Regions from separate parts of the Homo sapiens genome. Here region 2 is linked to region 1. Evidence: read pairs that join two places in POLR2A ChIA-PET (ENCODE). Cell type or tissue: Panc1. All regions are shown on one strand. Links, peaks and the distances in the headings refer to the core of each region. The heading gives the core; the rest is flanking DNA.

What was found. ChIA-PET counts read pairs that join two places held together with the same protein. Peaks named below come from ENCODE experiments on the same cell type or tissue, not always from the same donor. Only the 100,000 strongest peaks of a DNase experiment are listed, where the experiment ranks them.
Region 2: POLR2A ChIA-PET joins it to region 1 with 7 read pairs; 1 of 35 experiments calls an interaction of 5 or more read pairs at or near these places.

What each region holds. Positions count from the first base shown.
Region 1 is chr6:78,801,975-78,817,375 of GRCh38, reverse strand. No RefSeq gene overlaps it. Among named protein-coding and RNA genes, the nearest start is that of IRAK1BP1, 58 kb to the left of the region's middle. In Panc1, for the core only: CTCF peaks have their summits at 6,802 and 7,002; a DNase peak (open chromatin) is centred at 7,031.
Region 2 is chr6:79,732,301-79,747,701 of GRCh38, reverse strand. No RefSeq gene overlaps it. Among named protein-coding and RNA genes, the nearest start is that of LINC01621, 72 kb to the left of the region's middle. In Panc1, for the core only: a CTCF peak has its summit at 10,416; no DNase peak of the experiment used is centred there; H3K4me3 peaks cover 1,003 bases; H3K27ac peaks cover 4,675 bases.

The sequences.
Region 1 (15,401 bases), core at 2,878-10,877:
TGCTTTGAGTTCTTTGAGAAACATCCAAACTGCTTTCCATAGTGGCTGAACTAATATACATTTCCATCAGCAGGGTATAACCATTCCCTTTTCTTTTCAACTTCACCAGCATCTATTATATTTTGACTTTTTATTAATAACCATTCTGACTAGTGTGAGACACTATTTCATTGTGGTTTTGATTTGCATTTCTCTAATGATTAGTGATGTTGGGCATTTTTTCATATGCTTGTTGGCCACTTCTTTTAAGAGTGTCTGCTCATGTCCTTTTCCAACTTTTTTTTTTTTTTTTGAGATGGAGTCTTGCTCTGTTGCCCAGGCGGCAGTGCAGTGGTGCAATCTTGACTCACTTCAACCACTGCTACCCAGGCTCAAGTGATTCTCTTGCCTCAGCCTCCTGAGTAGCTGAGACTACAGGTGCACACCACCACACCCTCCTAATTTTTTTTTTTGTATTTTTAGTAGAGATGGGGTTTCACCATGTTGGCCAGGCTGGTCTCGAACTCCTGATCTTAGATGATCCACCCGCCTAAGCCTCCCAAAGTGGGATTACAGGTGTGAGCCACCATGCCTAGCCTTTGCCAACTTTTTAATGAGGTTATTTATTTTTTGCTTGTAAATTTGTTTAAGATTCTTATAAATGTTGGAAATTAGATTTTGTCAGATGCATAGTTTGCAAAATTTTCCTCCTATTGTGTAGGGTGTCTGTTTACTCTGTTGATAGTTTCTTTTGCTGTGCCAAAGCTCTTTAGTGTAATTAGGTCCCATTTATCAATTTTTGTTTTTGTTGTAATTGCTTTTGGAGTTTTCGTCATGAAATCTCTGCCAGTTTTGATGTCCAGAATGGTATTGCCTAGGTTGTCTTTCAGGATTTTTATAGATTTATGTTTTATATTTAAGTCTGTAATCCATCTTAAGGTTTTTTTTTTGAGATTTTTGTATATGGTATAAGAAAGGGGTCCAGTTTCAATCTTCTGCATATGGCTAGCCAATTATTCTACCACCATTTTGTGAATAAAGGGTTTTTTCCCCATTGCTTGATTTTGTCAACTTTGCCTAATATCTGATAGTTGTTGGTGTGTGACATTATTTCTGTGCTCTCTATTTTGTTCCATTGGTTTGTGTGTCTATTTTTGAAACAGGACCATACTGCTTTGGTTACTGTAGCCTTGTAGCATAGTTACAAGTCAGATAATGTGATGCCTCCAGCTTTGTTCTTTTTGCGTACAATTGCCTTGGCTTTCTGGGATCTTTTTTTGGTTCCCTATGAATTTTAGAATAGTTCTTTCTTTTAAAAAAAACTCTGTGAAGAAAGTCAATGGTAGTTTAATAGGAATAGCATTGAATCTGTAAATTGCTTTGGGCATTATGACCATTTTAAAAATATTGATTCTTCCTACCATGGAAGGATGGAAAATCATGGAATGTTTTTCCATTTATTTGTGCCATCTCTGATTTCTTTGAGCAGTGTTTTGTTGTTCTGATTGTAAAGATCTTTCACCTCCTCATCTAACTGTATTCCTTGGTATTTTATTCTTTTTGTGGCAACTGAATGAAATTGTGTTCTTCATTTGGTTCTTGGCTTGGATGTTTGTGTATAGGATTGCTACTGATTTTTATACATCGATTTTGTATCCTGAGACTGTGTTGAAGTTGTTTATCAGATCAAGGAGATTTTGGGAAGAGACTATGGGGTTTTCTACATATATAATCATATTCTCTGCAAACAGGAATTGCTTGACTTCTTCTCTTCCTATTTGGATGCCTTTTATTTCTTTCTCTTGCCTGATAGCTCTGGCTAGGACTTCCAGTACTAAGTTGAATAGGAGTGATGACAGAACACATCCTTGTCTTGTGCTAGTTTTCAAAGGGAATACTTCCAGCTTTTGCTCATTCAGTGTGATGTTGGCTATGGGTTTTTTATAGATGGCCTTTATTATTTTGAAGTAGGTATGTTCATTCAATGTCTGGTTTATTGAGGGTGTTTTCACATGAAGTGGTGTTAAATGTTATTGAATACCTTTTCTGCATCTATTGAGACGATCATGTGATTTTTGGTTTTGGTTCTGTTTATGTGATGAATCACATTTATTGATTTGTGTACATCGAACCAACCTTGCATCCCAGGGATAAAGCCTGCTCAATCATGGTAGATTAGCCCTTTGGTGTGCTGCTGGATCTGTTTGCTAGTATTTTGCCGAGGATTTTCAGATTCTGTCCTTGATGGAACCTGACTGGTACATTTACTAAAATATGTCTTGGTGTTGACCATTCTGTTATCTTTCCAGGAACATAATGTGCTTCTTCAGTTTTTAGATTCAAGTCTTATTTTGTTCCTATGACTTTTTCATGATTGGCATTTTAAATATTTTTCATTCCCTTAATTTCCACTCTCTCAGTATCTCCAATTTTGTGTATGTTGAATTTCCTTTCCCTTCCATACTTATCATTTTCTCTTTGATTGTTAACTATTTCACTTCAATTAAAAAATACTTTAAATCATGTTTTCTATGTATCTGCATTATTTCATGACTTTTTGTGGGCTTAATTGCCAGGACGTCTTTATTTTTCTTTCTCTTTTTTTGTGTGCTTGCAAACTTATCTTTAACTAATTTTGTTGTGTCACCATGTCTTTCTTGATCTTGAATAATTCTCTTTTGAAGTTTTACTTTACCCAGGAATTTGTTTTACAAAGTGTTTTATATTTATAATTTATATTTTGTGACACTTTTATTGGTTCCGTGGCAATGTTAATATAAATATTCTTCATCTTATTCTGGCTCTTTTTAAATTGGTACACATCCTCAGATGAGTTAAATTTCCCCCCCAAACCAAGAAGCTCTACTTAATTTCCTTATAAAACAGTATTGAGTGTATGTGTCTTCTATTAACTTTTATTTCATTTTAGTCAACAGGACAAAGCAAATTCATGTATGCTTATGATGCAGGGCATATTTCAGTTGTCCTGATAGAATGAATAGTTGTGCTTTCTAGGTATGCCAATAACTTTTTGAACTACTGATATTTTCCAGTTTTGTTTGGGCTTGCAGGCACAAATTTTTCTTAAAAGCTTACCACACTCCATATTTGCCTTTTGCTGAACTTGTCATTTCTTTCTCATATTGTGGTTAGGGATGCAGTTTACATTTTTCTTTTCTGTTCTCTTTTGGAATGACTTCCCATGATATACAGGTCTGTATTTATACTGTGTTTAATACTAAAGATTTGTTGGAATTTTTAAACTGAGAGCTTTATGAAGACCAAAGTTTGTATAGTGACTACACTCAGACTCTGGAATGAGTGCTAAACATTATTTTAAGCTCAATTTGATATGCATGATTATTATTATTTTTAGATGGAATTTCACTGTTGTTGCCCAGGCTGGAGTGCAATGGCATGATCTCGGCTCACCGCAGCCTCTGCCTCCTGGGTTCAAGCGATTCTCCTGCCTCAGTCTTTGGAGTAGCTGGGATTACAGGCATGTGCCACCACGCCTGGCTAATTTTGTAATTTTAGTAGAGATGGGGTTTCTCCATGTTGATCAGGCTGGTCTCAAACTCCTGACCTCAGCTGATCCAACCACTTCAGCCTCCCAAACTGCTGGGATTACAGGCGTGAGCCACTGTGCCCAGCCAATTTAAAAAAATAAAAATAAAACTTTGTAAAAGTTTATCCCAGATAGGCGTGATCCAAGGAACAATCTCTGTTCTGACCTATTGTTTATATCTCCTTGTGTTGTCTCAGTTATTCTTTTATTATCATAATATTTTGCTCTGTGATACTTGCAGTAATTGTTGTTTTCTCATTATAGAGTCCTTTATTTGCATCCAGCTCTCAGACTATGATCCTGTTAATGATCGAATGTCATGCTTAAAAAAGGGTTTGCTCCTTTTTTATATAGTCTGAGGAGTTCAGGCAGCCAAATTCCCTGTAAAAGAAATAGGTTTTATGGATTCCTTGGCCATTGTGTTTTCTCTGTAGCCCAAGTTCTGTTTGTCTTGATTCTTCTTTCTCTCACTACTGGTTGCATTTTCTGTTCTCTACCATGATTTGCATTGTTTGCTACACTTAGGACCTGCATGGGCTATATCAGTAGGAAGATTGACTAAGTTCTTCCTGGTGGAATGGGTTCCTTCCTGCTTAGTGTATACGTTGAGTATGTGATCACTCAATTTGTAGCAAGAAGATAACATCTCTGACATCATTGACTTCTTCTGCATATCTTACAGAAGCTCTAAGAAGAATGGAAGAGATGTTAGTATTTAATTATTTTCTGCTCAGTATTATATAGATTGTATTGCCTCTTCCAAGTATCCATTACACTTTAAAATAATCATTTCAGTAATAATTATTAATACAAAGGATGACTCTAGAGATTGGATTTTTAAACTCTTTTAGCAGGTTGGTGGTGGAAATATTTAGAGACGAATGGGAGTTTCTGTGTCACTGTATTAAACAGGTAGGCAGTCAACCTCATTCATTTGTTAGTAAAGGGAAACAAAATCCAAGGGCTGGGATTTTCTCCCTTGTATTGATGGGAGGTGGATGGACTGTGGGGGATGTTCCACAAGGGAAGGATGTAAAATATAGTGCAACAAGGGAAGGCTAGGGAAAAATTCAGTAAGCAGATTCATTGTTGCCTGGCAGCAATAATGACACTTCTAGGAAACTCTGGTCCTTGGGCTTTGTAACATCTGGAAGAGTTACAAAGGTATTATGTTGAGAGGTAATTGAAAAGGCTTTTTAGAAAGAGGTCATTTTTATGGGTTTTTTTAAGATACCTGACACACAATATAGGTTTAATAAATAGTACATAAAATGTTACCTCTAGGGAAAAATTGCATTTTAGATCTCCATTTTCCCTGCCGTGAACGGAAAGTGGAATGAAGTCAAGAGAGATAAGGGTTTATATGGCAGTCCCAGCAGTACGTTTAACATGATCCTGGGTTATTAATAGTAAATTTGTTCTATTTTTGGGGAAATCAAAACAGTCCTCTCACAGATCATTTTCAGACGCTTACCAATATCTTTTTCAACGCTTTTTAAAGGGTGTATGCACTGGCATATAAATGACTATGGGGAAGCAGAAAAAAATGGAGGTTTAAAATAGTAGAAGTCAGGATTAGACTGCAGTAGCTTATTAGATCATTGACACCTAGAAGACTTTGTAGATAAAATTATTTCCATACATAAAATCCCACTCTTTTGTAGAACAGAACACATCTGGAAGAACAATCTGTTACCTCTGGACAAACCCAGCTATAGGATCCGTGGGGCCGAATACAAATGAAAATGCAGAATCCCTTGTTCAAAGATTATTGAAAGTTTCATGATGGCAGCAGCAGAACATTAAACCAAGTGGGGGATTCTTATAGGTGCAGGGCACTGTTTGACTATACATGTCTCCCACCCATGAAGTTGGCCCTGCCTCCGGCTGTGCTCCCCACCTTCCTTCCTATTCAACTACTGATGTCTGCCATTCTATCTTTTACACTTAAACCCTCCCCTTGGTAAGCTTCAATTGCTCCTCAGTTATCAGTCACTGTAATCTCAGTGAATGTGAGTTTCATGGAAGCTCACAGCTGAGAGCAGGTTTGATATATGGTAGGATAGAGATAAGTCAGGGTTGGGAGAAAGATGAAGGATAGCAGGCTACAGGAGGCTGCCAGGGTATGGCATGGGGATCTTGAGTACCTTATAAGGAAGATGCCTTTATTCAGAGTAGGATTCCTGGAATGGCCTAGTAGAAGTAGAAGTGGGCTGAAGAAAAGCTTTTATGTTTTGCGCTTATGTAGATTTTGTGTTGTGGTGGACCTTTTTAGATAGAGTAGATGGTGGTGGGCTAAAGTGCTGATGTAGGTAAGTTTGGACGTCTCTATGCATGTGCTGAGGACTTCTAAACTGGAGGTATTAAGGGTGAAAGAAACCACTCCTCTAGTCTGCAAATGCTAAGGTCCTCTTTTATGCCTTAACAGATTCAGTAGCAGTTTACTCATGCTCATGTCTAGCAACTCCAAAGATGGTCCTGGGAAAAGCTTTCACCCTGACTTACAGTATAGCTAACCATTACTTAGAAGCTTAGGTTGTGTATTTTTAATGTGGGAAAACAAGAAGGAATCTGAGTTTTCATAGTAAAACATCTACTACTCATAAACCTGTGTGGTATACAAATCATGTTGCTCTCGTCTATTAATATATAGAAGGAAAGTGTATTAGTTACACGGATTAGTGTTGTTATTATAATGCTGCATAATAAACAAAACATCTCTGTAGTATACAACAATAAGCATTTATTCAGCTTATACTCTGGAGTTCCCCTAGTCCAGTCGTGGCATGACAGGGCTTGCTCATGTATCTGTCAGCTAGGCAGCTCTGCTGTTCTTGGCTGGACTTGCTTCCATGATTGTGTGCCAGCAGGCTGTTGGTTGATCTAGTCATTCTTGCAACATTGGATGACTTGGTTTCACTCCATGTGTCTTATGTCCTCCAGTAGGCCAAACTGGACATGTTTTCATGACAATGGCCGTGGGCAATAGGTAGGCAGAGACATATAAATAAAATTTCAGGCTTCTGCTTGCATCACATCTGATAACATTTATTGGCTTGAGCAAGTTGCAAAACCAGCCCAGAACAGGAGAGCTTTCCAAATTCCAAAGGTAAGGAGGTGGACCCTGCCTTTTTAGGGGGAAGAACTGCAAAGGCATGTGGCAAAAAACATGGGTAAAGAGAGGAAGGAAGGATTGGAGTCATTTATAGCTTCCATTTACCATAGTCTGTCAAAAACTCTGCTAAGACTTGATGTTTAGATTACAGTGATATACTAAGTTTTTGTTCCTTTATATCATTAAATGAAGCCGAATCACCAGAAAAATCTGACACCTATATATCAGTTTTTAATGTATTGTCTCTCAGCTCCAACTACCATTCTGTGCACTGCTTTGTGAAACTGGAGCTGAACCTGGTAAAGATTTCTCTTTCTCCAGCTGGCTTGATGCTAAGCTTTATCAACAGAGGGTGCTAGAGGGACATTGTTGAGGGGATGATGGCAGGAGGGTGCTTCCCTTCCAGGTTCCAGTCCTCATTCCTTGTTATTCATTGTGAAAGTCAGTAGATCAGTGTGCAGATGGCCTAGTGGAGCTGATCATCAAGACCAACTCCTCCCTCTCACCTAGGGGCTGTTTTACTGGCAGTTCTGTACACACACTTAGGGAGCTGTCTTCCTACCTAGCTGGACCACTTTTATATTTCAGGTCAGATCTGTTCCCTCTGTTGTTTCTTCCCCTCTGACAGAAAGTGGTAGCCCTACCCTCTTCAAAATTCTTGGTTCTTCATTTCCTGTACCCCTTCAGCCTAATAATTTTTTTTCCGTAAGTGCTATTTCTGAATCTCTTAGAGCAGGGGTTGGTAAACTATGATTAGTGGACAAAATAAGGGGATATCATTCTATACTTATCAAACTAGCTAAATATTCAGACTTATGACAACACACTTATGGGAAGGTTGTGGGGAAGCAAATATCCTAATAAAATGCTAGAAGTATACTATCTTTTGGGAGGTCACTATAAAATATATAACATGTAATTATATATACAATATGCAATAAAACACTTAAAATGTGCATATTCTTCTTAACTCAGCAATTTAAAAAATAATTAAAAGGATGTGTAAAGACTGATGTAGATTGGAGGCAAGATGGCTAACTAGATGCAGCTAGAAGGAACATCTGTCGCTGAGGGACTGGAACATTAAGACTGGCACACTCCTAACAGATCTTCAGAGGAAAGGCATTGAGAGTGGATGGAGGGAAGATGCAGATGCTAGGCTGAAAAAGGAGGAATCTGGGAGCCCTGCATGGGGCTACAGGGACTCATTCCTGGCATTCAATGACTACTGGGAAAGGAGTGAGTTGAGCAGGCAAAGAGCAACCTGTTTGCCTGCTCAGGACAGTTGAGTTGGAAGGGAGAGCTTTATAGAGAAGTGGTAAGGTCACAACTCCAGCTGGCGTGAAGACCAGAGGGTTTGGTGCAGGAGCATCTGTAGTGGAGCATAGCCAGGGGCGCCCATTTCCCTAGGCTTGACTTGCTCCTCTAGGAGACGTTAGTGCTAGGGGAAGTGTAAGACCTGAACTTTGCAGGATGATCTTGCCCATGAGATTGGGCCAGTACAACCTGAGTACCCCTTGGTACACTGGCCTCCCCTGGGGCCCCAGCTTGGCTGTGCCTGCTTGCATTGTAGCCTTGGGTACCCAAGGGGGTACCTCCTGGGCACCTGCATTATAGCTCCCGTGCTGGCAGACCATGCCTGACCACAGAAAGCTCCAGCAGAGTAGCAACCATCGACATGTACCTGTCCACTCACACCTCACACTGCAGCCTCTCCATGCTGCTTTGCCTGCACGCACTTACCCACAGCCACCCCTACATTGCTTTGTTGGCATGTGTGTGTGTGTGTGTGGACAAACCTTACATCCCCTTCCTAACCTGTGTGTGTGTGTGTGTGTGTGTGTGTGGGCACACACCTTGCCATGCCACTGGTGCTGGTGTGAGTGCACGCCTCCCCGTGACCCCATTGGACTGCCATTGTTGTGGGAGTTTTGATGGGTACAGAACCTGCCAACCCCACTACCACTAGCACCACAACCCTGCCCTGACACTGCACCTGGGTGAAACTAGGCAGAGAACAGCAGACCTGCCCCTACTCTGAGCTGCCAGCCACTGCTGCTCATGTGAATGTGCACAGGAGGTGCACACAATCCTGTGCCCATCAGTTCCCCACCCCTATGCTAACACCACCACCAGTGTGAATGCATGCACAGACATCAGTGGGGCCCCCCATACGCCTGTACTGTGCTGCCTCTGCAGCTGCAGTGAACACCTGTGCAGAAGCTGGTAACCCAGCACCTGCTAGCACCCTACTGTAGCCTATGAGCATGAACTCAGCTGTGCTGCTGCGGCTGCTGGCATGTGCAAATGAGGATATAGCTCACTGCTCCCATCCTATGAAGTGCTTTAGCTGGCAACACTTATCAGAGTGTTGTGACCAGTGGTCTATGAGCACCTTGGCCCCTTCAGTACAGCAGGTTCCTAACCTTGAAAAGCCAGGGAACAAAGCTGGGCCAGATACCAGTTCCCCAGTTGCGGAGTTCCAAGCTGAACCTTGGCCCCATAAAATCTTCCAGAAACAAAGCCAGTCAACGGAACCTGCCTTATACCACAGTCAAACACCCAAGGTTATAAAATAGGATAAAATAAAAAAATAACCCATCCAGGGATCTGCTGGCAAGATGACCGAATAGGAACAGCTCCGGTCTGCAGCTCCCAGCAAGATTGATGCAGAAGACAGGTGATTTCTGCATTTCCAACTGAGGTACCCAGTTCATCTCATTGGGACTGGTTGGACAGTGGGTGCAGCCCACGGATGGCGAGCTGAAGCAGGGTGGGGCATTGCCTCACCCAGGAAGTGCAAGGGGTCAGGGAATTCTCTACCCTACCCAAGGGAAGCCGTGAGGGACTGTGCCATGAGGAACAGTGCACTCTGGCCCAGATACTGCACTTTTCCGTCTTCACAACCCGCAGGCCAGGAGATTCCCTCCAGTGCCTATGCTGCCAGGGCTCTGGGTTTCAAGCACAAAACTGGGCGGCCATTTGGGCAGACACCAAACTAGTTGCAGAATTTTTTTTTCCATACCCCAGTGGTGCCTGGAACACCAGGGAGACAGAACCATTCACTCTCCTGGAAAGGGGGCTGAAGTCAGGGAGCCAAGTGGTCTGGCTCGGTGGTTCCCCCCCCCCCCCAGGGAGCCCAGCAAGCTAAGATCCACTGGCTTGAAATTCTTGCTCCCAGCATAGAAGTCTGAGGTCGAACTGGGTTGGTCGAGCTTGGTGTGGCGGAGGGGGCACCCACCATTGCTGAAGCTTGAGTAGGCAGTTTTACCCTCACAGTGTAAACAAAGCCTCCAGGAAGTTCAGACTGGGAGAAGCCCACTGCAGCTCAGCAAGGCTGCTGTGGCCAGACTGCCTCTCTAGATTCCTCCTCTTTGGGCAGGGCATCTCTGAAAAAAAGGAAGCAGCCCCAGTGAGGGGCTTATATATAAACCCCCATCTCTCTGGGACAGAGCACCTTGGGGAAGGGGTGTCTATGGGCACAGCTTCAGCAGACGTAAACGTCCCTACCTGATGGCTCTGAAGAGAGCAACAGATCTCCCAGCATAGTGTTCAAGCTCTACTAAGGGTCAGACTGCCTCCTCCAGTGGGTCCCTGACCCCCATTTATCCTGACTGGGAGACACCTTCCTGTAGGGGCCAACAGACACCTCATACAGGAGAGCTCTGGCTGGCATCTGGCCAGTGCCCCTCTGGGATGAAGCTTCCAGAGGAAGAAACAGGCAGCAATGTTTGTTGTTGTGCAGCCTCCGCTGGTGATACCCAGACAAGCAGGGTCTGGAGTGGACCTCCAGCAAACACCAGCAGACCTGCAGCAGAGGGGGCTGACTGTTAGAAGGAAAATTAACAAACAGAAAGGGATATTACCAACATCAACAAAAAGGATGTCCACTCAGAGACCCCATCTGAAGGTCACCAACATCAAAGACCAAAGGTAGATAAATCCATGAAGATGGGGAGAAACCAGCACAAAAAGGCTGAAAATTCCAAAAACCAGAAGGCGTCTTCTCCTCCAAAGGATCACAACTGCTTGCCAGCAAGGGAACAAAACTGGATGAAGAATGAGTTTGACACATTGACAGAAGTAGGCTTCAGAAGGTGGGTAATAACAAACTCCTCCGAGCTAAAGGGTCATGTTTTAACCCAATGCAAGGAAGCTAAGAACCTTGAAAAAAGGTTAGAGGAATTGCTAACTAGAATAAACAGTTTAGAGAAGAACATGAATGACGTGATGGAGCTGAAAAACACAGCATGAGTACTTCATGAAACATACACAAATATCAATAGCTGAATTGATCAACTGGAAGAGAGGATATCAGAGATTGAAGATCAACTTAATGAAATAAAGCAAGAAGACAAGATTAGAGAAAAAATGAAAAGGAATGAACAAAGCTTCCAAGAAATATGGGACTATGTGAAAAGACCAAATCTATATTTGATTGGTGTACCTGAAAGTGACAGGGAGAATGGAACCAAGTTGGAAAACACTGTTTAGGATATTATCCAGGAGAACTTCCCCAACCTAGCAAGGCAGGCCAACATTCAAATTTAGGAAATACAGAGAACACCGCAAAGATACTGCTCTAGAAGAGCAACCACAAGGCACATAATTGTCAGATTCACCAAGGTTGAAATGATGGAAAAAGGGCAGCCAGAAAATAAGTTCGGGTTATCCACAAAGGGAAGGTGATCAGACTAACAGCAGATCTCTTGGCAGAAGCCCTACAAGCCAGAAGAGAGTGGGGGCCAATATTCAACATTCTTAAAGAAAAGAATTTTCAACCCAGAATTTCATATCCAGCCAAACTAAGTTTCATAAGCAAAGGAGAAATAAAATCCTTTACAGACAAGCAAATGCTGAGAGATTTTGTCACCACCAGGCCTGCCTTACAAGAGCTCCTGAAGGAAGTGCTAAATATGGAAAGGAACAACTAGTACCAGCCACTGCAAAAACATACCAAATTGTAAAGAGCGTCAACACTATGAAGAAACTGCATTAACTAATTGGCAAAATAACCAGCTAGCATCATAATGACAGGATCAAACTCACACATAACAATATTAACCTTAAATATAAATGGGCTAAATGCTCCAATTAAAAGACACAGACTGGCAAATTGGATAAAGAGTCAAGACCCATCGGTGTGCTGTATTCAGGAGACCCATCTGTGTGCTGTATTCAGGAGAACCCATCTCACGTGCAAAGACACATATAGGATCAAATTAAAATTAAAGGGATGGAGGAATATTTACTAAGCAAATGGAAAGAAAGAAAAAAAAAGCAAGCTTTGCAATCCTAGTCTGATAAAACATACTTTAAACAAACAAAGATGAAAAGAGACAAAGAAAGGCATTGAATAATGGTAAAGGGATCAATGCAACAACAAGAGCTAACTATCCTAAATACATATGCACCCAATAGAGGAGCACCATGATTCATAAAGTTCTTAGAGTTCTTAAGTTCTTAGAGACCTACAAAGAGACTTAGTCTCCCATACAATAATAGTGGGAGACTTTCACACCCCACTGTCAATATTAGACAGATTAATGAGACAGAAAATAAACAAGGATATTCAGGATTTGAACTCAGCTCTGGACCAAGCTGACCTAATAGACATCTACAGAACTCTCTACCCCAAATCAATAGAATATACGTTCTTCTCAGCACTTTAATCGCACCTATTCTAAAATTGACCACATAATTGGAAGTAAGACACTCCTCAGCAAATGCAAAAGAACAGAAATTATAAGAGTCTCTCAGACCACAGTGCAATCAAATTAGAGCTCAGGATTAAGAAACTCACTCAAAACTGCACAACTACGTGGAAACTGAACACCTGCTCCTGAATGACTACTGGGTAAATAATGAAATGAAGACAGAAATAAAGATGTTCTTTAAAACCAATGAGAATAAAGACACAATGTACCAGAATCTTTGGGGCACATTTAAAGCCATGTTTTGAGGGAAATTTATAGCACTAAATGGCCACAAGAGAAAGCAGGAAAGATCTAAAATTGACACCATAAAATAAAAATTTAAAAGAACTACAGAAGCAAGAGCAAACAAATTCAAAAGCTAGCAGAAGATAAGAAATAAGTAAGATCAGAGGAGAATGGAAGGAGATAGAAAGACAAAAAACCCTTCAAAAAAATCAATGAATCCAGGAGCTGTTTTTTTTGAAAAGATCAACAAAATAGATAGACTACTAGCCAGAATAATAAAGAAGAAAAGAGAGAAGAATCAAATAGACATGATAAAAAAATGATAAAGGGAATATTGCCACTGATCCCACAGAAATACAAACTACCATCAGAGAATACTATAAACACCTCTATGCAAATAAACTAGAAAACCTAGAAGAAATGGATGAATTCCTGGACACATACATTCTCCCAAGACTAAACCAGGAAGAAGTCAAATCCCTCAATAGACCAATAACAAGTTCTGAAGTTGAGGCAGTAAGTAATAGCCTACTGACCAAGAAAAGTCCAGGACCAGATGGATTCACAGCCAAATTCTACCAGAGGTACAAAGAGGACCTGATAAAATTCCTTCTGAAATGATTCCAAACAATAGAAAAAGAGGGAATCCTCCCTAACTCAATTTATGAGGCCAACATCATCCTGATACCAAAACCTGGCAGAGACACAACAAAAAAAGAAAATTTCAGGCCAGTATCTCTGATCAACATCGATGCAAAAATCCTCAATAAAATACCAGCAAACCGAATCCAGTAGCATATCAAAAAGCCTATCTACCACGATCAAGTTGACTTCATCCCTGGGATGCAAGGCTGGTTCAACATCCTCAAATCAATAAACGTAATCCATCACATGAACAGAACCAAAGCCAAAAACCACATGATTTTCTCAATAGATGCAGAAAAGGCCTTTGACAAAATTCAACAGCACTTCATGCTAAAATCTCCCAATAAACTAGGTATTGGTGGAACATATCTCAAAATAATAACAGCTATTTATGACAAACCCACAGCCAATATCATACTGAATGGGCAAAATCTGGAAGCATTCCCTTTGAAAACTGGTGCAAGACAGGGATGAACTCTCTCACCACTCCTATTCAACATAATATTGGAAATTCTGGCCAAGGCATTCAGGCAAGAGAAAGAAATTAAGGGTATTCAAATAGGAAAAGAGGAAATCAAATTGTCCTGTTTGCAGATGACATGATTGTATATTTAGAAAACCCCATCTTCTCAGCCCGAAATCTCCTCAAGCTGATAAGCAACTTCAGCAAAGTGTCAGGATAAAAAATCAATGTGCAAAAATCACAAGCATTTCTATACACCAATAGCAGACAAACAGAGAGCCAAATCATGAGTGAACTCCCATTCACAATTGCTACAAACAGAATAAAATACCTAAGACTCCAACTTACAAGGGATGTGAAGGACCTCTTCAAGGAGAACTACAAACCACTGCTCAAGAAAATAAGAGAGGACACAAATAAATGGAAAAACATTCCATGCTCATGGATAAGACGAATCAATATTGTTAAAATGGCCATATTGCCGACAGTAATTGATAGGTTTCAATGCTATCCCCATCAAGCTACCAAGGACTTTCTTCACAGAACTGGAAAAAACTATTTTAAAGTTCATATGGAACCAAAAAGAGCCTGCATAGCCAAGACAGTCCTATGTAAAAAGAACAAAGCTGGAAGCATCACGCTACCTGACTTCAAACCACACTACAAGGCTACAGTAACCAAAACAGCATGGTACTGGTACCAAAACAGAGATATAGACCAATGGAACAGAACAGAGGCCTCAGAAGTAACACCACACATCTACAACCATCTGATCTTCAACAAACCTGACAGAAACAAGCAATGGGGAAAAGATTCCCTATTTAATAAATGGTGCTGGGAAAACTGGCTAGCCATATGCAGAAAACAAACTGGACCCCTTTCTTACACCTTATACAAAAATTAACTCAAGATGGATTAAAGACATAAACTTAAGACTTAAAACCACAAAAACCCTAGAAGAAAACCTAGGCCAATACCATTCAGGAAATAGGCATGGGCAAGGACTTCATGACTAAAGACACATGCACACATATGTTTATTGCGGCACTACTCACAATAGCAAAGACTTGGAACCAACCCAAATGTCCAACAATGATAGACTGGATTAAGAAAATATGGCACATATACACCACAGAATACTATGCAGCCATAAAAAAATGATGAGTTCATGTCCTTTGTAGGGACATGGATGAAGCTGGAAACCATCATTCTCAGCAAACTATTGCAAGGACAAAAAACCAAACACTGCATGTTCTCACTTATAGGTGGGAATTGAACAATGAGAATGCTTGGACACAGGAAGGGGAATATCACACACCAGGGCCTGTTGTGGGGTGGGGGAAGGAGGGAGGGATAGCATCAGGAGATATACCTAATGTAAATGACAAGTTAATGGGTGCAGCACACCAATATGGCACATGTATACGTATGTAACAAACCTGCACATTGTGCACATGTACCCTAGAACTTAAAGTGTAATAAAAATATATATATATAAAATAAATAAATAAAACACCAAAAGCAATGGCAACAAAAGCCAAAATTGACAAATGGGATCCAATTATACTAAAGAGCTTCTGCACAGCAAAAGAAACTATCATCAGAGTGAACAGGCAACCTACCGAATGGAAGAAAATTTTTGCAATTTATCCATCTGATAAAGGGCTAATATCCAGAATCTACAAACAA
Region 2 (15,401 bases), core at 3,940-11,939, 930 kb before region 1:
TTATCGTGCTAAATGCCCACATCAAAAAGTCAGAAAGATCTCAAATTAACAATCTAACATCACGCCTAGAGGAACTTGAAAACCAAAAGCAAACCAATCCCAAAGCTAGTAGAAGAAAAGAAATAACCAAAATCAGAGCTGAACTGAATGAAATGGAGATGAGAAAAACCATACAAAAGATCAATTAAACCAAAACTTTATTTTTTTAAAGAATAAATAAGATTGATAGACTACTAGCTAGACTATTAAAGAAAAAAATATCCAAATAAAGACAAATGAAAAAGCGGACATTACCACTGATCCCATAGAAATATAAAAAAACCCTCAGAAACTACTATGAACACCTTTATGCACACAAACTAGAAAACCTAGAAAAAATGGATGAGTTACTGGAAACATACAACCTCCCAAGATTGAACCAGGAAGAAATTGAATCCCTGAACAGACCAATAATGAGTTCTAAAATTGAATCAGTAATAAAAAAAAAAACCTGCCAACCAGAAAAAGCCTTAGACCAGACAGATTCACAGCCAAATTCCACCAGATGTATAAAGAAGAGCTGGTACCATTCCTACTGAAACTATTCCAACAAATTGAGGTGGAGGGAATCTGTCCTAACTCATTCTATGAGGCCAGCATCATTCTGATACCAAAACTTGGCAAAGACACATACACAAAAGAAAACTTCAGACCAATATCCCTGATGAACATAGACTGAAAAATTCTCAACAAAATATTAGAAAACTGAATCCAGCAGCACATCAAAAAGCTAATCCACCATGATCAAGAAGGCTTTATTACTGGGATGCAAGCTTGGTTCGACATATGCAAATTGAATGTGATTCGTAGCATAACTATAACTAAAAACAAAAAACCACATGATCATCTCATTAGACACAGAAAAGGCTTTCAATAAAATTCAACATTCCTTCATGCTAAAAACCCTCAATAAGCTAGGCAATGAAGGTAAATGCCTCAAAATAACGAGAGCTATCTTTGACAAACCCACAGCCAACATCACACTGAATGGGCAAAATCTGAGAACCTTGAGAACCAGAACAAGATAAGGAAGCCCACTCTCACTACTCCCATTCAACATAGTACTGGAAGTCCTAGCCAGAGCAATCAGGTAAGAGAAAGAAAAAAGGCATCCAGATAGTAAAAGAGGAAGTCAAACTATCTTTGCAGACGTTGTGATACTATACCAAGAAAACCCCATAGTCAAGGTAAGGGAGAGCATTAGGACAAATACCTAATGCATGCAGGGCTTAAAACCTAGATGATGGGTTGATAGGTGCAGCAAACCACCATGGCAGGTGTATACCTATGTAACAAACCTGCACGTTCTGCACATGTATTCCAGAACTTAAAGTAAAATAAAAAAAAGAAAAAAGAAGGCCGGGCATGGTGGCTCATGCCTGTAATCCCAACACTTTGGGAAGTCAAGGCAGGTGGATCACGAGGTCAGGAGTTCGAGACCAGCCTGACCAACATGATGAAACCCTGTATCCACTAAAAATACAAAAATTAGCTGGACGTGGTGGTGCATGCCTGTAATCCCAGCTACTCAGGAGGCTGAGGCAGGAGAATCACTTGAACCTGGGAGGCAGAGGTTGCAGTGAGCCAACATCACCACTGCACTCCAGCCTGGGTGACAGAGCAAGACTCTGTCTCAAAAAAAAAAAAAAAAAAAAAAAAGAAAAGAAAAACCCACAGTCTTCTAGGCTTCTAGGTATAGCATCTTTCTTCCAGGGTTTATAAAACCCTAGAAGAAGACCTAGAAAATACCATTTTGGACACTGGTCTGGACAAAGACTTTATGATGAAGACTCCAAAAGCAATTGCAACAAAAACAAAAATTGACAAGTGGGACCTAATTAAACTAAAGAGCTTCTGCACAAAAAAAGAAACTATCAATAAATAAACAGACAACCTCCAGAGAAGGATTAAATATTTGCAAACTATGTATCCAACAAAGGTCTAATATCTAGAATCTATAAGGAACTTAAACAAATCAACAAACAAAAAACAAATCACCCCATTTAAAAATGGGCAAAGGACATGAACAAACACTTCTCAAAAAAGACATTCATCTGGTCAACAAGCATATAAAAAATGCTCAATGTCATTAATCATTAGGGAAATGCAAATCAAAAGCAAAATGAGATGCCATCTCACAGATGTCAGAGAGCTTCTGACAAGCTCTCTCTCTTTGCCTGCTGCCATCCGTGGAAGATGTGACTTGCTCCTCCTTGCCTTCTGCCATGATTGTGAGGCTTCTGCAGCCATGTGGAACTGTAAGTTCAATTAAACCTCTTTCTTTTTTAAATTGCCCAGTCTCGGGTATGTCTTTATCAGAAGCATGAAAACAGACTAATACAGGGAAGGATGTCTTAATCTGCTCAGGCCCTTATAATAAATTTCCATAGACTGCATGGCTTAAAAACAATATAAATTTATTTCTCACAGTTCTGGAGGCCAGAATTCCAAGATACAGATGCCAACATGATCAGGCTCTGGTGAAGGCCCTTTTCTGAGCTGCCCACTGTAGACTTCCCACTGCATGCTCTAACAGTGAAAGGAGCAATGCAGCTCTTTTGGGCCTCTTTTTTTTTTTTTTAGAGACAGAGTCTTACTATGTTTCTCAGACTGAACTCGAATTCCTGGGGTCAAGCTGTCATCCTGCCTCAGCCTCCTGAGCAACTGAGATTACAGGTGCACTACCGTGCTCAGCTGGGGCCTCTTTTATTAAGCGCATTAATCCTCATCATGAGGCTCCATTTCCATGACCTAATCATCCCCCAAAGACCTCACCTCCTGATATCATCACCTTACAGGTTAGGATGTCAACATGTGAATTTTGTGGGTGGAGCAAACATTCAGTCCATTGCAAAAGGGGATCCCCAGTATTCAGCTGCATCCCTTCCCCAGTCTTTTGGCTAGAAAGAGGTAGTTTCTCTTGTAATTTTTGTTGTCCACACCCACTGTGCAGTTCCCAGAATTGGCTTACCTTCAGGTCAAAGTTGGGAGATTAAGGAGAGAAAGAAATACAGAAATACAGAAAGCTCATGATTGTGTTGGGTTGTGCTTCAAGTTTTGATGTTCCTTCCCAATCTACATGCTATTGTTTACTTTTCAAAGTCCTCAAGTAGTTACTTTTTAAATTTTGTCCAGATTTTAGTTATCATCAGTGAGGGATGGTCTATATTGGGCTTACTCAATCTTGGCCAGCACCAGAAGTTCACACTGCTTATTTTTAAGGCTAGTCTTTAAGGTTTTTATATTACACTAAAAATTGAAAGTAATCTTCTTTTTTTCTCCTTATTTGGAAACTATGTTCTGTTTTTGTTTATGATGTCCTATTATGTCAGCCTCTATGCCCTACTGAGATTATGCTCTTAATCTGGCACTTTATCGTCGTAACTATAACCCGAGAAATCCTTATTTCCTTTTTGTGTTTGATTTGTATATTAGACTATAATGAGACAGTTCAATGAGAAAGTGCCAGATTATTAAAAATAAAAATCTTGTATTATATGAGTTTTTGATTCTCTCAGAGAATCTGATCACTTAGAACTACCAAAGATTCAGTATTTATCTGATTTTTCAACTGTATTGGTTTTCTTATGACGTGAAAGATATGAAAGAACACAGCAGGAGAGAAAGCAGAAGAACCGAACTATGTGTGCACATCCTGCTTTCCCATTACCCATGTTCCTGAAACTTCTTAAAAATGCACAATGGGTCATACTCCAAATTCCCAACAGTTAAAAGTATACGACAAGAGAGATGAACTTTAATCCTGAAGCTACCATTTGCTGGTTATGTGACCTTTGATAATTTACTTAATTTCTTGGATTTAATTTTCTTGTTTGTTAAATGGGTTCATGGGACAATGTCTCTAAAACTTTTCTTACATATAAACTATGGAATACTACACAGTCATAAAAAAGAATGAGATCATGTCCTTTGCAGCAACATGGATGGAGCTGTAGGCCATAATCCTTAGCAAACTAACGCAGGAACAGAAAACTAAATACCACATGTTCTCACTTATAAGTGGGAGCTAAACAATGAGAACACATGAACACAAAGAGGGGAACAACAGACACAGACAACCAAAGCAAAAATTGAAAAATGGATTAAATCAAGCTAAAAAGTTTCTGCACAACAAAGGAAACAATCAATGAAGTAAAGGGACAACCTATAGAATGGGAATAAATATTTGCAAACCATCCATTTGACAAGGCATTAATAACCAGGCTATATAGTGAACTCAATTCAATAGCAAAAGAACAAATAATCCAATTGAAGAATAGCCAAAAGATCTGAATAGACATTTCTCAAAAGAACGCATACTAAAGGACAAAAAATGTGTGAAAAAAAGATCAACAGGGAAATGCAAATCAAAACCACAATGAGTTATCATTTCACCCTAGTTAAAATGGCTGTTATCAAAAAGACAAAATAAATGCTAGCAAGATTGCAGAGGAAGGGGAATGCTTGTACACTGTGAGTGGAATGTAAATTAATACAACCACTATAGAAAAGAGTATGAAACTTCCTCAAAAAAACTAAAAATAGAACTACCATATGATCCATCAATCTCAGTTTTTGGTAAATATCCAAAAGAGATATCTGCACTCCCATATTTATTGCAGCACTATTCATGATAGCCAAGATATGAAATCAAACTAAGTGTTCATTACTGGATGGATGAATAAAGAAAGAAAGTGTGGTACATATACACAATGGAATATGATTCAGCCATAAGAAAGAATAAAATCTTGTCACTTGCAGCAACATGGATGGATCTAGAGGACATTAAGTTAAAGGAAATAAACCAATCACAGAAAGACAATGTTGCATGTTCTCAATCATTTGAGAGCTAAAAAAATTGATCTCGTGGAGGTAAGGAGTAGAAAAATGTTTACCAGATGCTAGGAAGAGACATCAGAGGATGATGAGAGATTGATTAATGGGTACAAAAGTACATGTAGATAGAAGGAATAAGTTCTATTCAATAGCGCAATAGAGAGATTATAGTTAACAATAATTTATTATATATTTCAAAATAGCTAGAAGATTTGAAATGCTCCCAACACAAAGAAATTATATTTAAGCTGATGGATATACAATTACTCAGATGTGATCAGTACACATCATATACTATATCAAAATATCACATGTCCCTTGTAAATATGTACAACTGTTATGTATTCGTAAAAATTTAAAAATATTTTTAAAGAATTTAAAATTTTAAATAAATCTGAAAAAATAAGAATGCCAAATAAACACATACAATGTTTTTCATAAAACAATTGGAAAAGTCTAAGAAATTGTGACAACAAATCACCAATAGATGAAAATATTAACTTTGGACAAATTTGTTAGGTTTGGCCAATCTCAGTTCCCCTTTCCTTCCTGTGGTTTTATACTTTAGAAATTTAGATAAATATTACCATACCATATGTATATTTTGAAACTTTCTTTTTCCTTCGACTGTAGCCCACTGACACCTGCTCCTCTTGTTCATTCACATGACCTGCTTTATTGTTTACTATCGAACAACTGTACAAACATTTATCCATTCTCCTTTTGGCAATTGTTATATTGTTTACTGATTTATACTACTGCAAACAATAATGTCTTGTTTCTATCATCTTATTTTGTATTTTCTGCTTTATTTTTCTTTTTTTAAGTTTTCCCCTCCAATATTTTATGCATTACAAATTACCCGTATTTTTTTAGCCAGTCAAATTTAGCAGTGGGGGGTAGTATACTACTCTTAATTTTAAAATATAAATATTTACCTATATATTTTTCTAAGAATGTTTAAGATTTTTCAGTATTTTAATCTTACCGTATAGGACATAGGCCTTAGCATGCTGTAACTAGTCATTGAGCAACTCTCCTGTTATTTTCATCTCATTTTAATTTTTACATTTTGTTAACAAAAATTAGGAGAACCTGTATAGTCAATAGCTAATTAAGACTTGTTTTATGATGAATTTTGTTTCTTGTAACTCAGGCCTTTTGAATTTGTTTCTTTTTGCACAGTCCATCCTTTAATAATCTTTTAGTATGGGTTAATGAGTGGTAAACATTTTAGGGCTTGGTATGAAAAATATCATTTTTTTCTTTACAATTCAGTGATTTAAAACATTTATTTATTTATTTTGAGCAATAGTTTTCTATCTTTATTTCTCAGGCACTTTTACCATTAAGAAATTGTTTTTAGATTTTTAATTTTTTATTTTATTATACTTCAAGTTCTGGGGTACTTGTGCCGAATGTGTAGGTTTGCTACATAGGTATGCACGTGCCATGGTGGTTTGCTGCACACATCAACCCGTCATCTACATTTGGTATTTCTCCTAATGCTATCCTCCCCTAGCCCCCCAACCCCCAACAGGTCCTGGTGTGTGATGTTCCCTTCCCTGTGTCCATGTGTTCTTATTGTTCAGCTCCCACTTATGAGTGAGAACATGCAGCGTTTGGTTTTCTGTTCTTGTGTTAGTTTGCTAAGAATGATGGTTTCCAGCTTCATCCATGTCCCTACAAAGGAAATGAACTCATCTTTTTTATGGCTGCATAGTATTCCATGGTGTATATGTGCCACATTTTCTTTATCTAGTCAATCACTGATGGGCATTTGGGTTGGTTCCAAGTCTTTACTATTGTGAATAGTGCCACAATAAAATTACATGTGCTTGTGTCTTTATAGTAGCATGATTTACAATCCTTTGGATATATACCCAGTAATTGGATTGCTGGGTCAAATGGTATTTCTGGTTCTAGATCCTTGAGGAATCGCCAGACTGTCTTCCACAATGATTGAACTAATTTATACTCCCACCAACAGTGTAAAAGCATTCCTATTTCTCCACATCCTCTCCAGCATCTGTTGTTTCCTGACTTTTTAATGATTGCCATTCTAACTGGCATGAGATGGTATCTCATTGAGGTTTTGATTTGCATTCCTCTAATGACCAGTGATGATGAGCTTTTTTTCATGTGTTTGTTGGCCGCATAAATATCTTCTTTTGAGAAGTGTCTGTTCATATCCTTTGCCCACTTTTTGATGGGGTTGTTTGTTTTTTTTTTGTAAATTTGTTTAAGTTCTTTGTAGATTCTGGATATTAGGCCTTTGTCAGATGGAGAGATTGCAAAATTTTTCTCCTATTCTGTAGGTTGCCTGTTCATTCTGATGATAGTTTCTTTCATTTATAATTTATCTAGGCTTAATAAAATTCTGGACTGGAAATTTTTGTTCCTTTAGTACTTTAAAGATATTAGTGTATTATCCTCTGTCATTCATTGTTGCCAGTGATAAATATGCTGTCTAATTGGCATTCCTTTGTAATAATAGCCAACATGTTTCAAGTGCCTACTCTGTACCATATGTTGAGTACAAATTTTAACTCACTTCTACTTCACCACAAGCCTCATAGGCAAGCATTGTTAATATTTTCTTTTACTAGATAGGGAAACAAGAGCACCAAGAGTTGAAGTATCTTGATCAGTGTCCACAGCCAATTAGTGGTAGAGCTGGGAGTGTGCATTTGTCATGCTCTGAGTGTGTTTTGGGGCCAATGAATTATATCTTTCTCCCTTTTTTCTTTTTCTTTTTTAGTGAAAGTAAATTTATTAAGTGAAGGAATAAAGAATGGCTACTCCATAGGCAGAGCAGCCTGTATCTTTCAACTCTGCAAAATTCTGAGCTCAAATCTCTTCAAAATCTGTGCTTTTCCACTATTCCCTTCTTACTCTTACCCAACTCTTATGTTGGCAAAGGCATTGTGCATGGTTGTGCAGATAACACACTGCATGACCCTGGGGGCTGTTCAAACCAGAGTAGTCTATGTGTCTTCTCTTTTTGACTTATTTTCAGGCAATTCACCTAAAGACATTTTCATCAATTATCAAAAAAATGAGGTTTAAATAAAGAAATTTCTACTACATGTTTGTAAATTAGCTGTTACATATCTAGTGTTCCAGGGAAGAAAATTGTTTCAGATCACTAATTGCCAAGTAATTCAGGTTGACCTCAATTTCTCAAATAAAATTAATAATGACAATGATAATAATACCTTTCTCGTGTGTCGTGTTCCACTGTCTTAAAAATAATTCATGCGCAATATTTAACCTAATTTTTACCACAACCCTGTGAGTTCGTTTGGAAGCATGGAACAATTATACCTATTTGACAGATAGGGAACCAGATCTTAGAGAAAGCAATTAGCCTATGTAAGGTTACAAAGCTACCGAAGGCCAATTGGACCCATGTCTTCTGAGTCTTAAACGGTTCTTACAACATTTTAAAGAACTAAAAACATTCACAGAGAGGTTCAAGAGCAGAATAAGAATTTTGGAAATCAATAAGGTCTAGTGTAGCACCACTGACTTATCATTACTATGATTAATTTTACCATAAAATAAACTGTATTAAGTAACACAATAATACTGTATTAAGTAACACAATAATAACACAATATAATACACGGTGAAAAAATTTTATTAGACATACAATTGTTTAATTGCCAATGGTTTTCCATGACTGAATGAAGTCTAGGCACCATAGCATGGTATACATCGCCTTTTACGTTTTGGCTCCTCCTCCCATTTTTCTGGTAGCTTTTCTTATTATTCCTGTTCCTAGCACTCTAATTTTTCATCATTCCTAAAATACCTTGAGCCATTTCAGAGCTGGCATTTCTCTTTTCTCTGATTTCTGCCTCCTCTACAGGGCCCGTGGAGCAGATCACCTGTGAGGTTCCTGTGGATGAGATAACCTAATCTGTGACTTCTTTGCCAGTTATCTTCTTTTTATGTGTCTCTTTCTTTTCCACTGAACTGTGAGCTCCTAGAGAATGGCGGCTAGTTCTTATTTAAATCCACACAGTTCTTAGCACAGGTCTTGGGCCACACACAGTAATTACCTTACATTTTATGAATGAATGGACAAAATGAAACAAAAAAGTACTTCCAATATAACATTTTTATGAAGTTTTACAATTTGAAGTCACCTTTATATGTCAATGCCTGCTATGGTTTGAATGTGTCTCCAAAATTCATGCTGAAGCTTAGTCCCCATTGTGGGGGTATTAAGAAGGGGGGCCTTTGGGGAAGTCATTAAGTCATGAGGGCTCTACCTCATGCATGGATTAGTGCTTTACAAAAGGGCTGGAGACAACCAGCTTAGGCCCCTTTGCTCTTTTGCTCCTCCACCATGTGAGGACACAGCATTTGTTCCCTAATACTGATGCCTTGATCTTGGACTTCCCAGCCTCCAGAACTATCAGAAAATAAACTTCTGTTGTTTATAAATTACCCAGTCTCAGGTATTTTGTTGTAGTAACAGAAAACAGATTAATACCTAACCTTTTACTTTCAAGCTCTCTTAAAAATCCTAAGTGCTACATTAATATATGACAAAGGAAGGATGAACAAAGTAATCAATGAATGAGTTAGTGGATCATAACAATAAAATATTTTAATACTTCCTTTTTTTTTTTTTTTTTTTTTTTGAGACGGAGTCTCGCTCTGTCACCCAGGCTGGAGTGCAGTGGCGTGATCTCGGCTCACTGCAAGCTCCGCCTCCCGGGTTCACGCCATTCCCCTGCCTCAGCCTCCCAAGTAGCTGGGACTACAGGCACCCATCACCACGCCCAGCTGATTTTTTTGTATTTTTAGTAGAGACGGGGTTTCACCGTGGTCTCGATCTCCTGGCCTCGTGATCCGCTCTGCCTCAACCTCCCAAAGTGCTGGGATTACAGGCGTGAGCCACCTCACCCGGCCTTTAATACTTCTATGTGTGGGGTTTAATAATACCTACTTTCACTTTAAAATTTAATGTAGTCAGTTTCATGTGCAACTAATTCTTACTTTGCTGACATTTAAATCTATAAGCTCACAAACTTAATCCCTAAAATAAATGCAATGTAAGAGGTTTAAAATTTGTCAAGCAATCTGAATGAAGGAGTATGGGCAAATACAACTTGCCATGTTAGATATTGATTTCATCATTTCTGACCCTGGAAAATACAATCGATGTTTATCATGGCAGCCGATGAGGAATGGTGGGGGCTAAATGAGCTTCCTGTGTGTATTCATTCTGATTATAAGTGAAACAAAAGGGATCCACCATGAATTATGTCTGTGGTGAAGTTGATTAAACCTGTATGCACCGTCACAGTGTGACTGAAATGTTATCGAATCTGGTGAGTTGCCCTTCTGAATGCTGTTTGCCTTGCGGGAACAGCAGGCAGGCAGCTCTTCCTCAGCTCAGTGATTTTACTGCATGTATACAATCTCAGCCAAGTGCAACAGAAAATACTCGGCAGCACTGGAAAGACAGCCAGGCCATAAATGATACAATGGCTGTTTCAGAGAGTCCCAATGCAAGGAACGGCGCTGTTTGATAAGCGTTAAAAAAAGGGGCAATGTACGCAAGGCATTCCATTACATTGTCAAAGCCAGATTAGAGAAAATCCTGTCTGTTAGTTTTGTAAGCAGGCAAGGAGGGAGAAATATAAGCAAATATTCAAGGAGAAAAAAAATATAAAAGCACTCTTTCACACCTCACCAAGTACATGTACAATTAACTCTTATTTTGCTGACATTTAAATCTACATTATACGAGGAATTTAAGAGCTATTGAGGGAGGTGCTACTACGGAGATAGAAAATTCCATCATGTGGTTCTGTGTGCTGGTCTACTGTCCCTTATCCATTTTAAAAATATTAATAAGGCTCTTGCTAGGATACATAAAAGATGTAAAGGAAGAAGTCTTTGCTTGGTGAAAATGCACTTTGGCATTTTCAATTGGATTATTGTTAGAGGTTATAATGCAGAGCACCAGGTTTTTGCATGAACACATTTCCCCATACAGAGTCCAGACAGTTCTATGTTACACTGCATTCCATGATCAGCTTATCATGGAGATATTTCCTTTGGGAAGCATTTAGCATCTTTGGGGTTTAGGAATGTTGTTTAGGAAATGATTTCTTCAAGTCCCTTAGCATTAGTATTTATTTTAGCAGAGGGCAAGAGTTAGGGGTGTTTTATTTATTTACATGTTCATTCAGCAATTTACTTATTTCCGAAGGCTTTTTATTAATCTGTTCTTTTCTTAGGCCATCTTAGAAATCTCTGTAAAGCATGTCAATAAAAACTGAATTATACTTCCTTTGCAACTAGATATTAATGCTAGGTGTCAGTCACTTATAAAGTCCTGCATCTTTTTTACTAACACAATCATGAGAATGAGCACAGGCCCAAAATCTCATAGGCTAAAATATCTGCCAAAATGGAAATCAGGAGGCACTTTTCCTTGTGTGGGATTCTGTTGGTGGGCTTTCAGAGCAACTGGCTACAAGCGTGTTAATGCAATCATCACAAGTTGAACATGAGAATTGGAGAAGGTAGGGGAAACATCAGGAAATGTGAGTACAATGCATTTTGGAGGCCTTACCTTATTTAAAATAATACTCTGATATGTTATTCTAGGCTTCTGAGGGATAAGCTGCCTCTCTCTGTTTTGACTATGTTTTCTCAATTATTTGGCATTTGGAACAAATACTTTTTACGTTACATTACACTGTTTAATTCAACAAACATTTTAAAGCTTCTGCTTACATTGTTCAACTGAGAAATGCGAACATTTCTTAGGAGACAAGGAGCCCTAAGACCCCACTGGTCCTCCCCTCTGCACCACAGAAAGAGAGTTCACTTCCTTCTCCAGAGTCATGTGTTAGAAAGTCTAACTGATTGGAGCGTAAACAGCGGGAAGTTTCTGGAGTCTAAATTTTACATAGGAGTCTATTTAACCAATTTTATATTAAAATTACTAATACTACATGATAGAACTGAATGTAAAATTCACATGAATTTTTAAGATAAACCACAGCTCCAGAGAAATACCCTCCTGAAAGAGTCTGAAGGCCTCTACTCCTCTGCTGTAAGTGGTACCTAGGGAGAAACGGTGAGAACATTCTCTGCAAGACAAGTTATTTGGCATGGAGCACCGGGAAGTAAAAAGAGTTTAGCCAAGGTCTTTTTTACTCATGGAGCTTATAATTAGGAAGTAGCAGAGGTGTTTACCATGAACACAAACAAAAACTGCAGAAAGATACCAGGGAAAGATCAGTTCTGATCAACAGAACTACCACGTGAGTGTTGGTACCTGAAAAGGGCCTAGAAATTAAAGTAGAGTTTCAACAGGTAGAGTGTGTGGAAGGGCCTTTCCGGGAGGGGTCAGCCTATGCAAAGGCACAGAGGCATGAACCAAGATGACAGATTTATCAAGCCATGTCAATGTGGCTGCAATATAAGGTAGGGCACTCGGAAGAAGACTTAACAAAAGTCATGCTTACGTGTATATTTATTGTGTAATTTCAGACAAACCAATGTCCAGTTTTTAAAGAAATCTTCTAGTGAATAATTGACTTTGTAAAGTGAAAGTGACTTTCCCACTTATCCGTAAAAAAGAATGGATTTTTAAATTGCTTTAGATTGGGGTGCAAACACATGATAGATTTTATAATAGATTTGGTGGGCAATTTTTCCTTCAATTGCCCACAGAGGTATTTTGTTTGTTTATCCCACAAATACGTATGTAATGGTAAATGGTGAATGTGTGTAATGGTAATGTCTGTGATTACCAGGCACAAAGCTGAAACAAACTGGCAAAAAAATGCCTCCCCACTCGACAAAGAATAGACAGAAATGTCAGGAATATTCCTTTCTTTTTTTTTTTTTTTCTTTGACACCGAGTCTCGCTCTGTCCCCCAGGCTGGAGTGCGGTGGTGCGATCTCTGCTCACTCCAACCTCCGCCTCCTGGGTTCAAGTGATTCTTCTGCCTCAGCCTCCCATGTAGCTGGGATTACAGGTGCACACCACCACACCCAGTTAATTTCTGTAGTTGTTTTAGTAGAGATGGGGTTTTGCTGTGTTGGCCAGGCTAGTCTCGAACTCCTGACCTCAAGTGAGCTGCCCGCCTCGGCCTCCCAAAGTGCTGGAATAACAGGCGTGAGCCACCGCACCCAGCCAGGAATATTCCTTTCTAACGACTGATCATCCACTGCCATTCAGAGCACGCCTCTGACACAGGATCTTGGGAAGGCACAAAAGGTTGCTTGACAAAGCATGGATTTGGAACAACGGAAGGTGGGAGTCTGATGGATGAATCATACAGGTCTCAGTGCAATAATACAAAAGTGAATGACTTCTGTTGCATTAGAGGAAGCAGAATAGTGTTGAGTGGGTATATATGGGGTTCATAATTTGAGCACAGCCCAGCCACATACTAACTATATAACCCCTGGGATAGATATTTGGTCTCTCTTAAAGTCTCAGTTCCCTCATTTGTAAAATGTTATGTGAGTAGTAGTAATAGCTAACACTTAGAGCAGCCACAATGAACCAACTAGGCTAAATGTCCGGTGCTTTAGCTTTACATATGTATATATGTATGTATACACACACACACACACACACACACACACACACACACACACATATATATGTATCTCAACTGACAACAACCTTTAGAGGTGAGTGCTATTATTATCCCAGTTTTGTAGATGAGGAAACAGGCACTTCCACTTCCTACAGAAATGATGAAGGCTCATCCCTTCTGTGATGAATTATAAATGTCCCATTTCATGGTAGCAGGCATTATTTTCTCCAGATTTCTCCTGGAAGTGAGTAAACTTCTCTCTGCAGTTGACTCTTAGGGGGTATGGAAGGGCATGAACTTTGGTTCTGTGGTGCTGAGGGGAGGACCAGTGGGGTCTGAGGGCTTCTTGTCTCCTAAAATATCTAAAGTCAAATATACATCATGGCCTAAGATATAATTTTATTTCCTTTTTCATTCTCCAAATTTCCAACTAGTCCATGAAAGTAATTCATATTCTTTTAAAAATATTTTTACCCTTATTTTGTGTCAATTAGTAATCCTGACTTTAATTTCTCAAGCGCATTCCCACCTTCACTTCTCCACAGTGCATTCTTCAGCTTCCCCTCAGACTAGCAGGAAAGGAGTCGCGCCAAAGCATGGCTCCTTCCCTCTTGCTTTCTCCCACACCCTTGACATAATCATGTTTCAGTCTTTTCACCCAGCCACAGAAATTCATCATCTAGTGGCCAAAATATGAACATCTGCTAGATCATGTGTCTTTCATCTCTAACCATCATGGAAAAAAACACTCCCAGGCTCTTTCATAATGTGTATCACACACCCAGATAAGAATAAACCCGGCTGAGGAGGTGCTGTGGACCAAATATTTTTGTGCCCTCAAAATTCTTATGTTGAAGCCCTACCCCCCTACCCCATGTAATGGTATTTGGAGATGGGGCCTTTGGGAGATAATTAGGGTTAATTAGGTCATGAAGTGGGGCACCCAGGATGAGATTAGTGTCTTTATAAAAAGGGACACCAGAAAGCATCCTCTCTCTGTCTCTGCCTTGTGGGACACAATGAGAAAGTGGCCATCTGTAAGCCAGAAAGAGAGCCCGCACCAGAACCCGACCGTGCTGGAGCCATGACCTCAGACTGCCACCTCCAGAACAGTGAGAAAATACATTCTGCTGCTTAAAGCCACCCAGTTTATGATGTTTTGTTATGGCAACCCAAGCTGACTAATGCAGTGAAGAAAGCTTCTAACCTGTTCTTCCTACCCAGATTACCAGAATCTTAAAAATAATGACCAATTATTTTGAAAGGCAGGTTATAATCTAGGTATGGCAAGGCTGACAGATCAGGAAACAATTGCCATTGAAAAGATAATTTGTCATACTCAGAGATTCAGAGAGAAAGAGGCACACCATGCCATGGGGGGCATGTGGAGAGGCACCTGGGTTGGTCAGGAGGCAGAGAGAGCTATGGGGGAAATGTGGACAAGAGCCTTTATTGTGGTTCCTGTGGGAAGAATCTGGTGAGGCAGGGTAACCATGCCTAGAATTGACTGGTTTGAATAATTTCAGTGGGCTCTAGGGCATAGGTACCAGTTGTCTGGTACCTGACCCTGGGTGATTAGGGCAGGTGGATAATGGTCCCATGTGTAAGAGCTCAATAAAGTTGGGTGGTTGAGAGGGTATCGGCTCTGAATTGGTTGGTGTGAATATGATAGGCGCAATTACAGGTGAGTTGTTTAGAAATTAGCTAACCCTGAAAGGAGTAGTCTCTCCAGGGTCATCAAGGACCAAGATATCAAAGCATCAAAGAACAAATGACATGGTGACTACAACAATGTGGTCAATCTGATATAGACATGAATACTAGAGAATCTCATTAATTCAACCCTTAATAAAGATTATAAAAAATCTTTGATAAGTTTCTTTCATAACTTAATGAAAAGAACAACTTAATAGAGACCATATGGAATAAGAACTATAA